Linked DNA regions of Mus musculus: region 1 is linked to region 2. Evidence: chromatin loops called from intact Hi-C (ENCODE). Cell type or tissue: heart. All regions are shown on one strand. Links, peaks and the distances in the headings refer to the core of each region. The heading gives the core; the rest is flanking DNA. Region 1 overlaps Tm2d3 (TM2 domain containing 3). Region 2 has its middle 7.5 kb from the start of Gm20684.

Evidence for each region. Hi-C counts contacts between places; a loop is a spot of excess contacts. Peaks named below come from ENCODE experiments on the same cell type or tissue, not always from the same donor. Only the 100,000 strongest peaks of a DNase experiment are listed, where the experiment ranks them.
Region 1: it touches region 2 in a loop (2.0-fold over the local background); 3 of 42 quality-filtered maps call a loop at or near these places.

What each region holds. Positions count from the first base shown.
Region 1 is chr7:65,701,080-65,709,414 of GRCm38, reverse strand. It overlaps Tm2d3 (TM2 domain containing 3), which reads right to left. Exons shown (of 5, transcript NM_026795.3): 5 at 7,502-7,822. The coding sequence ends at 7,657. Among named protein-coding and RNA genes, the nearest start is that of Gm33234, 12 kb to the right of the region's middle. In heart, for the core only: a CTCF peak has its summit at 4,515 (motif pointing left); a DNase peak (open chromatin) is centred at 4,514; H3K4me3 peaks cover 704 bases; H3K27ac peaks cover 708 bases; H3K27me3 peaks cover 377 bases.
Region 2 is chr7:65,850,401-65,858,735 of GRCm38, reverse strand. No RefSeq gene overlaps it. Among named protein-coding and RNA genes, the nearest start is that of Gm20684, 7.5 kb to the left of the region's middle. In heart, for the core only: no CTCF peak of the experiment used is centred there; no DNase peak of the experiment used is centred there; H3K27me3 peaks cover 4,937 bases.

The DNA.
Region 1 (8,335 bases), core at 211-8,210, 150 kb after region 2:
GCAGCAAAGGTAAAGGTCCAAATAAAAGAAGCTTGCCACCCAGACGACCATGGTCAACAAGACCGGCTTCCAGGCATGGAGGTAAATAAAGGTGTTCTTCTGTGAAGGAAATTAAAGAAAATTCATTGCTAGCAGACCTGCTCCAAAACAAAACAAAAATGTTAGATAATTCTTTCAGACAGAAAGGATGTTGATAGCAGAAGGAGCCACAGTCCAATAGGAATGAAGCATGCAGAAAGCACACGTATTATTTAGGGTTCTCAAGGGAACCACTAAAAAATAGATGATAGATAGATAGAAGATGGATGGATAAATGGATGGACAGATGGACAGGCAGACAGATAGATTGACTAGACTGGTTTACATTAGCAGAGGCAAAATACTCTTCCAGTGTCCTTGTGTGGGCTGGAAAGAAAGGAAAACCAGGGGACATTCAGTCCATGATGACGGAAGCCTCAGGAGAGAAGCCAATGATGACATCCACTCCAAGGCTGAAGGCCTGGAAGCCTTCTGGGGAGTCCCTGGTGCAAAGGATGAAGATCATGGAGTCTGATATCTGTAGGTTATGGTAGCAGAAATATACCCATGCAAGAAGAGTCAGGCACGCCTACATCACTTTCCATTGTCTTTAGGCCTTCACCCTCTGGGATGCTACTATCTACATTCAGGGCTGGTCTTCCCCCTTAGCTAAGGCTTTCTGGGAACACTTTCATAGACACACCCAGGGGAGCATTTAGTTAACTTCCTAGGGACTTCTCCATTCATCCAATCAGATCTTCAGTCAAGACCAACCATTGTTGGTCTAACTGCTAGAAATGTTCCTATAGTTCAGGTTGAGTCCATTTCTGAGTTTTTGGACTGCCTTTTGGAGTTTGGGAAATTGAAGTCTCCTTTGGACCTAGCAATAGGTAAAGGTTATTTAAAATAACCCTTTCTTTTATTAATTTATTAAGCTTATTTTCTTAAAAGTTTAGGTATCAAAACCCAGGGCCCTGAGCATGCATCATCTTGAAAATGTTGTATATTACATACTATATATTATATAATTCTATATATTACATATTATATATTTCACAGTACATATTTCATATATTATATCATGAATTAATATATATCCATATATATTTTAAGTGAATAAGTTATATTATATAATGTATGACATATATCATAAAACTTGTATATGTTAAATGTTATATGTAAATATATAATGTATTAATACATATATATATAATATAAGCATGATCTCATACTTGGTATTGCAGGATGTAAAATGGACAAAAAGGCTGTATATTCATCCCAGAGTGTGTTTATTACAGTGAGTTCAAATCCTTGTTCCCTCCATGATGGAAGGACTTCAAGAAAGCCCTATGTTTGTGCCTAGACTTTTGTCACAAGAATATATGTTCCTAACAGAGGGGAATGGTAGAGTCCCTATTCTATGCAAGACCCCAGGCACAAGCCCTAGAACCACAAAACCAAAATTTCAAAACTCATAATTTTATTCTTCAAAAATATTATACAATGTATTTTCATCACATTCATCCCTCCTCCACCTGCCTTCCTTCCTCTTCTCTCTGTCTAAAAACAAGCAAATTAATCATCAAGTCCAGTTTGTATTGTCTGACTACTCTAATATGGGTTCTGCCCTGCAGTGGTTGCGATATCAAGTATCGCTTCATTGAAGAAAACCCCAGTTTCCCTCTCCCAGCAACAACTGAGTGTCAGTAACTCAGCGGCTAGGGCTGAGATTTAAGTTTATGAATTATTTATCAGTTGGACATTTGGGTTGTTTCTACCTTGTTACCATTAGGAATAACATCATGACGACAGGGTCTCACATCCTTTGGACTTACATCTGAAAGTATAATTCCCCAATCGCCATGATCTTCCTATTTTACACTCCTTAGATCTGCCCTGCTGTTTTCCAAGATGGTTGGCTCATCTTCTATCCACAAAAGCAGTATCTGAGGGATGTAATTTCTCCACATTTCACCAGTACTCATTCTTCTTCAAGACAGTCATTTTTGTTCTTGGATGATGTGTATATCTTCATAATAATGTATTAAAACACTCGCTCTCTCACTCCCTCTCCCCATCTCCCCACGAGCACTTTGGTGTTCCATTCAGCATCCTGTGGGCTAACATCTTCAGGCGACGTGGAGACGCGGAAGCAGTAGCTCTACTCCAACATATGGACCCCACCTTACTTATGAGGATCTTCTAACTATCCTGAACCAGGATGCCCGCGCATGTGTTGGGAGTGGCTTTCCTGATTGACAGCTTTTACCCCAGGCTTTGTTTCTGTTTCTGATTTAGCACGGAGACTCCACGGCATCAGCATCTTCGTCCTGGTGTTCACCAGCCCCTGCCCTGGCCTCTTCTCAGCCTGAAGAGAGAAAGATAAAGACATTGCCCCCCTTCTGCAAACTGCTCTATTCCTCTCTGACCTCCTCTCTCTCAAGTCCCTGGAGTTTGCTGACCAGTTTGGTAGTAGCTTTATACTCCTGCATAAATTTTCCCTCTTTCTTGGCCATTTTTGGTCATCCTGTCATCTTTTTTTCTTGTTTGCTGGTCTTTGTCTGCTTGTTTGCATGTTTTGGGGAATGATGTAATGGTTTCCACTATTTTCTGTTTGTCTTTTTATTTAATTTTATTTTATTTTTACGGAGAGATGTTATTATCCAGCTGTTCTCTACCATCATTTAAAAATCTTTTAAAAGCAGATTTACTTAGTATTAATTGTGTGTGCACTAACTGCTGAGCTATCTCTCCAGCACTCATAGCACCTTTTCAATAATGTTAGCAATACCTGCAGATATTCTGTTCCCTCTCAAGACATGCCCAATGGTTCGCGCATCGCTCACCCATTGTGTACCTCACTTATGTTAGGCACCGCTCTTCAACCTTACTGTTTTCACAGAACAGAAACTATGTTACACGTCAGCATGTGTTCACGTCCCACTTTATTATTTTTATAAGAAAACAATGGATTTATAGAAGGTAATTTCAATACCTCGAATTCAAGAACGTGGAGTAAACTTTTCTAGATTATCAGGTCAATGGACCAGGTGTTATGGACCCTCCTTCAGAGGCTCAGGCTTTGAATACTCATTTCCTAACTTGCAGCACTGTTTTGAAGGCTGTGTAGATTTTAGGCTGTGTAACCTAGCTGGCAAAAAGTAGGTGACCAGGGGTCTGTCTTTGAAGGACATACCTGGCTCTGGTTCTAGGCTCTGCTCTCTGCCTCCTGTTTGTACCATGTTAAGAGTCACTGCCTCATACTCCTGCCTCTAAGCAGGCAGCTACTCCTGATGCTACATCTTCCTCACCACGGTGGACTGAAACTTCTGTGGAACCAGGAGCCAAAGCAGGTCTGACCTTCCCGAAGTTGCTGCTGTTAGGTGTTCAGTCACAGTGAGAATAAAAGTAATGTAGAACTGGTACAGAAGAAATGGGGCCACTGGTGGGATGACGGAACCTTGTGTTTGACTTTGGAGTTGGGTTACAGTAGAAACTTGAAAGAGTCTAGAGCTGTGGGCTGTTCCTCCACCTCCACTGCTGTCAAAATCTTGCCACTCAAGGAAGTGGGCCTATCTATAGGAAGTGACTAGTCGTGGGGGCTGAACCCTCATGGATTACAGGAGCTCTAGGGGGACCCTGTTTATGAATAGGATGTGATGACCCAGAAAGACAGTGCCAAGATGAAAGGGGTCCTCAGTGTCTCTAACTCCACCAGCACTTGGATATTAGACTTCCCAACCTCCAGCCCAGCGGACACAGAACCTGAAAGTCACACTCAAACCTGGCACCTGGTTGCCAGCAGGGTTTCGGGGGCTGTGACGCATGGAGCCTCCTCTAGGAGCCTCTGCAAGTACGGGTCTTTCTGTGGGTCCCTTCGGGGCTCATGCATGAGTTCACCACTGTGTTTCAAGACTCATTCTTTGTGAATCTGTTTAAACTGTACTTGAAAGGTTCTGTCTCAGAGCCCAGCGTGTAAGCTTCTGGGTATACTTCCAGCTAATGCCCCACTGCCCCCAAAAGCTACCCCTTCCTGCCAACTTTTTAGTATTTGGGGCATAAGTTCACTCAGGACCCCCTCTACGGAGTGTTGACATTCTCAGCTTTAAAACCTGCTGCTTATCTGAGACCTGGAGGCCACAGGGAGACCAACTGTACAGCATGTTGTTAATTCTTTCTTTCACTATCACGTTTAAGTCAGCAACACCCCCGAGGCACTTCCCTTGCTCCACCTCCGCCATTCAAAAGGGAAAGCCTACAGAGCTTTGTTCATAGTGCTAAGGAAGGGCAGGAAGACAGAGTTGGCGAAAGGGTTACCTCTTGCAAAAGAATATAAAAAGTTACTTTCTACACAAGAACACCTGCTTAACCGTCTCCCAGATAAGAGAAGTCAGCCGACTCTTGGAAAAGCCCACACAGCTGGAAACACTGCTAAACTCAAGCTTGGCAATTTCAGGAAACAGCATTGGAACGTAAGGGGCGCGCCCTCTAGTGGCCAGAACTGGAACTGCTCCCACCTACACCCATGTCTCTAATCAGAGATCCTGGAAGATGAACCATCCTTAAAGAGGCGCAAAACCAATTCTCAACAATAACAGAACTTCTGGGGGAACCATCATCCCTGACCGCAAGCTGTACTACAGAGCAATAGTGATACTGGTACAGAGACAGACAGGTTGATCATGGAATAGAATCGAAGACCCAGACATAAAACCACACACAGACACTCGATCTTTGGCAAAGAAGACAAAAATATACAATGGAAAAAAGAAAGAATCCTCAATAAATGGTCTAACTGGCAGTATGTAGAAAAAAATGAAAATAGATCCATATTTGTCACCTTGTACAAAGCTCAAGTCCAAGTGGATCAAGGAATTCAACATAAAACCAGATACACTGACTCTAATTGAAGAGAAAGTGGGAAAGAGCCTCCAACTCATTGGCATGGGGAAAGGGGGAGGATTTACAAAACAGAACTCCAATGACTCAGGCTCTAAGATCAAGAATTGATAGATGGGACCTCATGAAACTAGAAAGCTCTTTAAGGCAAAGGACACTGTCAGTGGGACAAATTGGCAACCTATAGATTAGGGAAAATTTTCTTCACTAACCCTACATCCGATAGAGGGCTAATATCCAAAACATATAAAGAACTCAAGTTTCCTCCAAACAGTTCTTGCTTATAGAGCTAAACAGAGAATTCACAACAGAGGAATCTCAAATGACTGAGAAGCACTTAAAGAAATGTTCAAAGTCCTTAGTCATCAGGGAAATGCAAATCAAAACGACCCTGAGATTCCACTTTATACCAATCAGAACGGCTAAGATCAAAAACTCAGGTGATAGCACATGTTGGAGAGGATGTGGAGAAAGAGGGACACTCCTCTATTGCTGGTGGGATTGCAAACTGGTACAACCACTCTGGAAATCAATCTGGAGGTTCCTCAGAAAATCAGAAATAGATCTATCTGAAGACCCAGCTATACCACTCTTGGTCATATACTCAAAAGATGCCCCACCATACCATAGGGGCATGATGCTTCAATCCTACTTGGGAGGGAGAAGAAAACAATCACAGGAGGCAAAAGGGGGGGACCTTGGTGGGAGGGAGGGAGGGAGGGAGGGAGGGACCTTGGTGAGAGAGGGGAGGGGAAGAGGGAGTGTAAAAGGGGAACATGATCAGGTGTGGGGTGGTGGGGACAGGAGAGAAGCCCTGAGAGCCAGAAGAATGGATGGAAATATGCAACCTGGGGGTGGGGAGATTGGGGAAACCTCTAGAAAGTAACCGAGTCCTGGGAGGTGAAAGACTCTCAGGACTCAAAGGGAGGGACCTTAGATGAAATGCCCAACTCATTGCATCTACCTCCAGTAGAAAGGCAGGGCATCAACTGGAGGGACGGGGTTGCCATCCCACAGTCAAAAACTCTGACCCAGAATTGTTCCTGTCTAAAAGAACTGCAGGAACAAAAATGAAGAGGAGACTGAGGGAAAGGCGGTCCAGTGACCAGTCCAAGTTGGGATCATCTCAAGGGGAGGCTCAAAGGCCTGACACTCTTACTGATGCTACGTTGTGCTCACAGACAGAAGCCTAGCATGGCTGTCCACTGAGAGGCCCAACAAGCAGCCGACCAAGACAGAAGCGAATACTTAGACCCAACCAAAGGACTGAAGTCGGGGACTTCTGTGGTTGAATTAGGGAAAGAATGGAAGAAGTTGAGAAGGGTGACCCCATAGGAAGACCATCAGTCTCAACTAACCCGAACCCCTGAGATCTCTCAGACACTGAGCCACCAACCAGGCAGCATACATGAGCTGGTTCACATATACAGCAGAGGACTGCCTGGTCTGGCCTCAGTGGGAGAAGATGCATCTAACTCTTGGGAGTTGAGGCTCCAGGGAGTGGGGAGCCCTGGTGGCAGGGAGGGCGGGGGGCGGCGGGGGGTGTGTGTCAGTGGGGCGTGGGAGGGGCATCTTCTTGGAGACAGGGGGAGGAGGAATGGGATGAGAAACTGTGGGCGGGCAGAGTGGGAGGGGGCAATGACTGGATCATACTTTAAGGCAGCCCACACTTAAATCATCTAAAGAAAGGCTTGCCCTCTGGGGTTTCTTTTTCCCTTGGAGACAGGCTTTGTCTCTGCATTCTAGCCTGGAACATACCACGTGGTGGTCCAGGTCATCTTCAAAATTCCTGCAACATACTCCCTGCCTCAGCTTCCTAAGTGCCAAGGAGACAGGCATGAGACGCCGCAGCTGGCTGTCCTGTGCGGTCAGTAGAAATATTCCCCAGAGGTACGCTATGGCTTCTGGATCTAGATGTTGGCTAGCAGTCTTGTGCAGATATTAAATGTAGGACTCAGTTTCAGAACCAACCCTGAGCAAGGCTCCCCTGGACTACACTGTTACTGTCTTTTCTCTTCCATAAAGGCCTACAACAGATCTGGGACCACTCAGAAAACACTTGTCACACAAGGAATTTTTTTTTTAACACTTCCAGTGTGTCTATGATCCAGAGTTCTCACCACCTACCTGTTGAAATGCAGGGATGTGTTGAAAACCAACCTTTTCCTTGTATAAGCAATGACGGCTTTACTCCTGATGGACACTCCGACCCGGAAGGCACCGGGAAGGCAGGCTGCTGAGTAATCCTGTCCTGTAAGCTCACCAAGGTTCAGTACTCCTGCCACTGTTTACATCACTCACAGGACCCACTGGCATCTCCCTTGAGACAGGTCATACCATGAAGGCGTGACATCCCCGACTTACAGATGTGGAAGTCTACGGAGGAACTTTAGCTGGGAGGGTGCCTAGCTGCCCAGCCCCCGTGGCTGAAGCTGAAGGGCTTGAAGGTGGAAGATTAAGTAGCACAGTGGGACGCAGGCAGGCCTTTCTGCCATTTTCTTTTTCTGCCTTTAAGTTTATGTTTTTAGTTCAGCTCCCCCTGCCCCCCTGCCCCAAAGTGATTTCAGGCAAATAAAAAGTTCTGGGTTGTCGTGGTTCAGTGTTCGATTTCTTTATTTTACCTTCATCAAGGCAAGCCAAGTACAGATGCTGTACATTAAAAACATAAATCCCCCTCTCACACCGCATCCATCTCCACACACAGGACTCTACACTGCTCTCTGAAGCACATAACCTCGGCTAAATGTACAAAGAGCCATCCGCTGGTCCCACATAGCCAACTCCAATCAGCAAGACATCGATTAGGGTCCATATTCCCAGGCCGCCAAAGCTGAAGAGCTTGCCGAGGCCTTCTCGCCACTGGCCCAGGTAGAAGCGATCGGCTCCAAACCCCCCAAGGGTGATGCTGCAAAAGAAGAGCAGAGGTCCAATGATGTTGGGTGGTTCCCACCACGTAGGAAAGGGTCTAGGAAGACGGAACCCCTTAACCACACATTCACAACAGGCAAGAAGACTGCTAAGATGAGCAAGGACTCAGCATGTGGGAGGCCTGGAGTTGAGTCTCGATGCAGGGGAGAATAAGGACACACAATTTTCGGCTATGCTGAAACCTAACATTTTCTGTTACAGAAATGAGCCTCCCTGAGGGACCCAGCTTGCCGAGTGCTGTTCTGGAGGCGGGAACTGAGTCTTGAGGCACTTGACATACCTGTCAGACCCAAATCAAGTCACCTAATCTCAGGTACTTCTCCCTAAAGGCTTAGTACTGTGCATGGTTCTTAAAGGTTTCCTTTAATTCTACGATCTAAGACTGCTGGGAAATAACGGAATGGCTCAAAGCAAACCTCACAGCGCCCAGGGGAGGAGCCCGAGTACTGGGGCTAACAAGTACCCACAGCGGCTGACTCTGTTAGCGTCC
Region 2 (8,335 bases), core at 18-8,017:
GCCCCTTGAGGACCTGCTCTGCAGTGTGACCTCAGATTGAAAACCTTAGGGTTGACCCAGGACATTTCTCCCTTTATTTCTCTCTATCAGGACCAATGAAGAAGATTCAGGGTTCTTATGCATAGTGGTTTTTCCCTCTGTTTTCTTCCACACTAACAATGTAGCTTTTGCATTGTTTTCTGTAATACTCCACCTGGGACATTTTAAAAAGAATATTTATTTTATTTAAATTATGTGATATATGCATGTGGGCATGTGCACCCACTTTTGTGGGTACCTGTGGAGGCCATGGAATCCCTGGCACTGGACTTACAGGTGGTTGTGAGCCTCCTAACATGAATGCTGGGAATCAAACTCCCATTTTATTTTATTTTATTTTATTTTATTTTGTTTTATTTTATTTTTACAAGAGCAGGAACCTCTCTGACTGTTGAGCTACCTCACCAGCTCCTGACATCTTTCCTAACACCTCAAAGCCAGGGGAGGTGGTGGTAGTGGTGGTGGGGTGTGGTTTAATCAATGAAGTGCTTGCTGTGCAAGTATGAAGACCTGACTTGTATCCTTGGCAGCACTCTACTGTTATTCCTGCAGGGGATCCTCTGGTTCCTGCTATCTGGTCAGCCTAGTGGAATTGGTGTGCTCCTAGTTCAGTAGAGACCGTGTGGAGAGCAATTGTGGAAAACCTTGTGAGCCTCTGGTCTCTACACGTGTGTCCACATATGGATGAACATTTGCACACACACACACATACAAAACGACAACTATAATACATTAAATCATGCTATAACAATAATGTAACAATAATACATTACATCTCTCTCTTCTGATGGAGAACATGTAAGATTGAAGGTGTTTGGTGTTTGTGCCTTTAAGACACAGCTCAGTAAAGAAACCTGTTGGACTGCCCCAAATGTACTGGCCTTTCCCTCCTCCTTATGGTACCTGTCGACATCCACAGAGCTTTGATCTCCCTTCTTGCTTGTTTTGTTTTCCATCAAAATTGATTGTGAGTATTATGCAGAGTGAAGGCTCCCTTTGAACTGGTTTTAATTGTCAAATGCTGCCTGTTAATGTCTCTATTAGGAGAGCACCGGGTTGCTTCAGGCTGCTCTGTGTTCCAAGGTGAAATAGATACCTAGTGGGGCTTAAAAACCTCCCAACAAACTGTACTTTTTTGAGACGAGATAAATGTCAAAGGTCTCCACTATGGAGCACTGATGTGACTTCAGGAAGGGACCTGAGACATGAGAGTAAATCTCTGCTCTCCCTGCCCCCCAAGGCCCAAAGCTTTGCCTAGCCACATGTGTTTCTTCTCGCTCCCTTCCATTCCCTGAGAATCCTACCACGAGCTCCCCCTTGTTGGATGAGATTAAAGTTCTTTCCCTCACAGTTCCTCCTCTTCTGCCCCTTCCTAAAAGAGGCTCTGCAGTGTGTTCCATTTTTTGCCTTGAAGGAGTTCCTAAGCTCAGAGCTACACAGGACTGAATGTTACAATGTTGATATCCCTGCTTCTGTAGCAATCAGGATGCCTTTGGTTACAAAATCCTTGAATGACCAAGGAAAGAAGATATCTCACTCTTGAACCGACAGACAGGCAACTCCGAGCCTTGGTGATACAGAAACTGGCGACTACTTTGATATACTTAACCTGGCTTTGTCCTTTGGTACCTAAGTGACTGCCACAGACTGGCTATCCTTCCCTCTCACAGCCTCTAAGGGAGGAAGGCAGGCATGGCTTCCTGCCTCTTGAAGGCTTCTCATCTCCTTGTGGAACTGAATTCCCAGCCCATTTCCCCTTGGGTGCCACTGGGCAAGCCTGGGTTTCCGACTTTCCTCCTGCAGCCTGGTTTCCTAGGTTGCTGTGACTGATTGATCGTCCTGGGTTTTCTCTTGGAGGGTCATCCTTCACCCTGCAGCATGTTGCTGCCCTAGATTGAGCAAAAGAAAATTTAAGTCAGCAAGAGGTAACAGCAGCCTGAAGGTGGCTGTGAACCCAGCCTGTCTTCCATCTCCCTGCTGTTTCTTTTGAGTCCCCTTCTAGATTCTGCTCAGCAAACAACAGACCCCAGCAAATGTTTATTGAAAGGAAGAGAGGGGAAGAAGGAGTCTGTAGAAAGAGAACAAGGGGGTGAGGGTGAGGATTAAAAGAGAAGGAGCCAGGCTTAAATGTTATTAAAATAAAACACTGCCGAAACAGCACCACAGATCCAAAGTAAACAGCTTTGACCTTCTCCGAGTGCCCCCAACCCTACCTTTAGCCAAGTGAGGATCTAGCTGTATGTACACAAGACCAGCTATGGGATGTACCCCTGTTCCTCTGTAGAGTAGTCCTTGATTCCAGAATGGGCTCCCAGTTGTTGGCTATGTATTTTCCCAGGTAAATGTAACTTCAGAACTCACTCTCCCTTTCAAGGCAGGACCAACTGAACCAAAGCAGAAGACTGGATGGGAGTCGTGAGTCTGCAGTCACTAGAAGAACTGGAAGCTTAGTTCTTCTGTCTACAAAGACCAGTACTGAAGCTTAGTGTATCAGTAGCTGTCAGAGAGGTGCTGGGTGCAGACTTGGAGGGATGTAATGGCAGTCAGATGTTCTGTGAGGTTCTTCCAGACTAGCTCTTACAGACTATAGCTTCTCTCTTCCCCCAAGGAAATCACAAGCCAGGGAACGTCTTTGTTTCCTGCCCTGACCTTCCTCAAAGCTGTCCTGATCCCCAGAGAACCATCCTTGGTGTAGGCTGGTGCAGCCCGTACTCACTCTCCTGTTCCTTGATTTATTTATTTTCTTCCCTTTAGTGGAAGGGCCTTCGCCCTACAAAGGATGCCCTACCCCTTCAGCATCCGCTCTCTGCTTCTTCTGAACTGTATAGCTTCCAGGCTTCTGGAAAAGGAATCACCTGTCTGCGCTCCACTTGCCTGTAACCCTGACAGCCTTGCATCTATCCGAGAGCTGAAGGGCAGGTGGGGAGGAACCAAAACCACCCTGACAGGTCTCACCTGCCATTCATCCTTACACACCTACAGTGACACCCAGAGCTGGCTCTCCTGCTGCTGCTGCTGATTCAGTTCCTCCAGCACCACACCTCCACTCCCAACTGAACATCCTTATTTCCATCTTTCTCAGAAGACAAGCCCCTGCCTCAGGCTCTGGCTTCCTAACAGTGTTGTAGGAGTTCGTGGGTCCTTGAGCCTCCCCTCACACCCCACCCCGTGCTGCTCTGGATTCAAGTCCTATCCCTGTCAAGGACATACCTTCATTATTGTCAAAACTTCTGCTAGATTATTTTATGCACCCACTGGCATCTATTGACAATAGTTCTTTCTGGCTACCTCCTGTTCTTTCTCTTCTTTTTATGTAAACAATCCGGAAGACAGTACCTTACTCACTGGTCATCATGTCCCCTGCTCTGACTTAAACCTGCTTGTATTAAGCCCCACCCTCAGAGCTGAGCTGTGAACACCCATCACCAGCACCCTCTGTTGTAATAAATCGTGTGTGTGTGTATGTGTGTGTGTGTGTGTGTGTGTGTGTGTGTGTGTGTATGTAGTGTGCATAAGTGCATAAGGTCAAAGAAAAATTACTGGAGGCTTTCTCTTTCTTCCTTTCTTTCTTTTTTTCCTTCTCTCTTTCTTTCTTCTCCTTTTACCACGTGGTTTCTGGGGATTGAACTCAGGCCATCAGACTTAGTGCCCAGCACCTTCACAGGCTGAGCCACCTCACTGGCCCCATCCCTCATCTTAGAAGCCTAATCCTCGTAGGACTTCCTGGCATCCTCATCTGCTCAGTCACATCTCCTGACTCTCCTCCTATGTTACGACTCCAAGGTCAGGTCCTCACCAGCACAGGCTGGCCCCGAGCCCTGGTTCTGGGTTGTCTTTCTGTACTGTCACTCCTCCAGGGATCTCTCTTTCTGGTGACTTTGGACATCAATTTCATGCAAGTGACTCCAGGTGGCAAACACCTTCTCCTCCATTTGGATGCTGAAAGCTTGTCAGGAAACTTCCCCCTCAACATTCCACTTCAGCTTGGGTATGGCAGACTGTGTCTCCAGAGGTTCCTGTGTTGAAGTTTAATCCCCACCATGAGGCATTGGGAGTGTGGAAGCTCCTGGTGCTCAGAGGAGGGGGCCTCTGGGAGCTGATGAGGATTAGATAAAGTCATCAGGGCAGAGACTTTCATTGAATCTGATGGCTTTATTAGAGGGGGGAAAAACAGAAAAGGCATGGACCCATACATACACGTGCCTTCCCTTGTCATATGATACCTTGCACCACTTTGGGATTTTTTTCAGATGCACCTGGAGAACCATAAGCCAAAGCAAATCTCTTTTCTTTTTAAGGAATCTCAGCCTCAGGTAGTTCATTACAGTAATGCAGCATACACTCATATACACCTCTGCTGCAGTTACAGCAGATGCCAGCTCTGTCCTTTTGCTCATCAGACCTAAGACTGGGATTACCTTTCACCCTTCCACTTATTCCCATGTCTACAATATCAGTAAGCCTGGTTGTTGCCACATTGGATAGCCTCCCGGAATGACTGGTCCTCACCACACTTTGTTATCCCTTTGATCAGGTCTCCTCACTTCCCAGTGGCTCCTAAATGGCTCCCCTAGTGTACCTTCTTCAGTGTGGAGAACCATGTGTAACGGAACTCACCTACAGCTTTCAGTCTCATAGAGAGAAATCTAGTCCCCAGAGGGTCCATATGCCCCGCCCCCAATTCAGAGCGGAGCCTATCGATTCACAGAGAGCACTGAACTGGATGGGTCAAGGTTCTCAGAGGAAGTAGTTTTTAAGCTGAGCTTGAAGAAATAAACAGTAGCTATGCACATCAGTGATCCACCAGTCAGGTCTCAGCGAGGAAACAAACAACATCACATTAAATATTTCTGTGGGGGATATGACTTGGGTAATGGAGAGCAATCAAAGAACAACAGTTTCTCCAGTCCCTGTCAGTGGCCAGGAAGAGCATTTCAAAGTGGACTAGCATGTGCAAAGGCCCTGGGCTAGAGGAAGCTTAGTGTGTGTACTAGCTAGAGGAGAGGGAGGAAGGGGCAGGGACATTGATAGTTCAAGGAGGATCATGGGAGAGGAAATAAAGACAGCTTCATCAGCTTTGGGAAGAACTTGGACTTGATCAAGAGAAGAATAGAAAGCCAAGGAGGGACACACCTGTGCTCCAACCAGTCTGGCCTCCGTGGCTCCCACACCCACACTAATACATTCTCTCTGACATCAGGAGGCCATGCCTCTTTCCCTACACTGTCAGTTCCCTACTCAAATCTGCTGACTATCTCCTCAAACTTAGAGCCACCTGTGCCATCCTCCTTACCCCACCCAGACTCCACGGGGCCTGAGTGCTCCCTGTGGCATTTACAGTAGTGTCCTCTATCCCAGGACCCAGGGTAGTCTCTGCTAAGCTGCTCTTCCCTCATCAGTCAGCCCTATCCCACCCAGTTCCTCTCCATACAGATTTAGCTAGCTCCATAGCTTGCAAAGTGTCTCACTGTTGAGGGTAGAACACAAGCCTCCTACATACTAGAGAAGGGTTCAACTATTGGCCAGTAGATACTCCAAACAGGTCTGTTCTTGATTTCTTTGAACAGGAAGATTGCTCATCAGTCCCCATATCCAGCTGTTCCCCAAGGTCTCCATTCTCAGGTGCTTTTTCTGGACTTCCTGGCCAGCAGGGCAGAGCCCAGACTCAAGTATTTTAGCACCATTCTTCTTGGTGTTCCTGTTTCATCACACAGGATACATGGCTATTCCAAAGGCAGTGGCCTTCAGGCCTAGATATTCTGACCTTCATTCCATACCACATACCTTTCTCTGTGTCTCTCTGTACACTGTAGGGAGTCTCTGACTCATGGTGGGGGGTCCCAGCTGCTGCTCCTCATCTCAAGGTCCTCTCTGTTCCAATGCCACATCCCCATCTTCTCACTGGCAAACCTCAGACATAGCAATCTTAATCCATCCCTGCTCAATAAGGCAAATCCTCTGAGCTAATATTTTCTGACACAGTAGCCTCTATTGGGTCCACTGGGCAAATTGGTCAAGGTGAAGCACCAGGCAGTGGGAGCACCCCACAGTGGGAGGACCATAGGCAGAGGTCCTGGGGCAGCAGGAGGCTGGGTACCATGAAATCTAGAAGTGAAGCAGAAGGTCAGAGGCACTGGTAGAGAAGAGCGGGTAGTGTGGAGGGATATAGAAAAGAGCCCAACAGCCTTTCACAAGATCTTAGTGCTCCCGGTGGTCTATACACTGTGACCTAAATCAAGAGCAAACCTGTTTGGAGCTAGGGATGCTGGCCAATAGTTGAGCCCTTCTCTAGCATGCAGGACGCTTGAGATTTCTCCTCAACAGTGAGAAAAAGAAGGGAGGGAGGGAAGGAGGGAGGAAGGGAGGGAGGGAGGGAGGGAAGGAGGAAGGGAGGGAGGGAGGGAGCAGAGGCAGCAGAGACTGGAGATAGCTCAGTAGTTAAGAGCAGCCATCACTCTTGCTGAGGACCCAAGTTTGGTTCCTGAAACCCATGTCAGGGGGTTCATCACTGTCTGTAACTCCAGCTCCAGGGGGTGTGACACCCTTTTCTGACCTTTACAGGCAACTTCATTCATGTCACACACACACATACATGCACACATGCATGCACACACACACACATGCACAGGTACATACACACACACAGGCACACACTTAAAAAAAACAGAATCTTTTAGAAGGAAGAACATATGGAAGGAAGGATGGACAATGTATGGGCCGGCCTTGTTTATAGGAACCAAGGAAACAGCAGCATCCTCTAGCAACACTGATAGTCTTCACTGTGCTGTCTTGATTTTTTCTGAGGCCTCTGGGCCCTAGGGTAGCAGAGGTTATAGAAGCACAAGGGGGATTGATGACACACTCAAGGGTTATATAAATAAGGGCCCATTGGTGAAGGGATGTCTGTTTCCAAGAGACAGGAATAGAGAAAGGTACATAGCTTTGCACAGGAGATTAACTCCCTGTAGTATTACCCTCGGGGTGCATCTTGACTGGATCTAGCCATCACTTGCTGGCTGTAACCTTGAACACAATACAAACCTTCCCTGCCTCGGTTTCCTTTGCTGTAGGCGAGGGCAATAATGGTACCTCCTGGTAGAGAGTGAGGTGGCCTTGAAGGACCCAGTGGTAGCACACAGCCTGTAGAATGGCGGTGAACCTCCTCAGAAGTGCATTATTGGTTTGACAAGGGCTGTGATGACAATAGAAGGAGTCACGTGACTGGTGTGATGTCTGACCGGAGGACCTAATGATGAGGGGGTTCTGCTGGGTTCCTCTGAGGTTTCCCTACGTCCCAAGTGCTTCCTGACAGCATGCATCATGCTTACATCTTTACAGAGGAATCAGAGCTTCCAAATACCCTGAAGGCTTTTTATATGCTCCTCCTATTTATAGTCTGGCTCCCCCACTCCCCAGCCCAGCCCCAGTCATTCCCACAAAGCTCACTAGCAGAATAAGAGTCTGACACCGAGATGACGAAGCACCTAGATGCTGGGGACACCTAGATATCCTCAACCCCTTGCAGCTCCTGCCACAGGGAGCTTCAGGGTTGCCTGTCACAGTGTCTACTTCCTACCTCAGAGGATCCCCTGCACCGCTGATGCTTCCGGTCATTTTATAATGTCACCTTCCAAAGGTTGAGAATGTGGTAACCCAGACGTTCCCTTGGACCCATGTATGGAGCAGTTCTTTCTTTCTTCTCCCATGCAAGAAAATCAATCTTCCATGGAAAACAAGCCACACATATCATTGTGCTTCCTCTGAGTGCAGCCAGTCACAGGTGGTCACAATCACCGAGGAGAAAAGCAGATACATTGGGAGGGAAAGTTAGAACCATCTAACTCCCAGCTGGCTCCCTGAGGACTAGTTGAAGCCTCGCTAGGTGTAAGACTACATGACAAGTTTGATGGTTTAAGTAGTATAGGGTTGCCCACTCACAAGATGAGGGGCAAAGTCAAAATGTGATTGTGGTAAAAAAAAAATGGTGCAGTTGACCAGTCTTTCATCCCTGCTCTGCCATCTCATCACTGTGTGGCCTTGGAGGGGTCAGTTAACCACTTTGGGCCTCAGTTCTCTCAAATGAGCAAAGTAATATTTATGTCCACTACCAATGAATTCGTATGAAGCACTCATGACTTGTGCCTGGCTCTTGATACCAGTGTGTAGGAGACCCTTATCAAAAAGGTAGACATTTAATACCAGTACTCGGGAGGTAGAGGCAGGTGGATTTCTGAGTTTGAGTCCAGCCTGGTCTACAAAGTGAGTTCCAGGACAGCCAGGGCTACACAGAGAAACC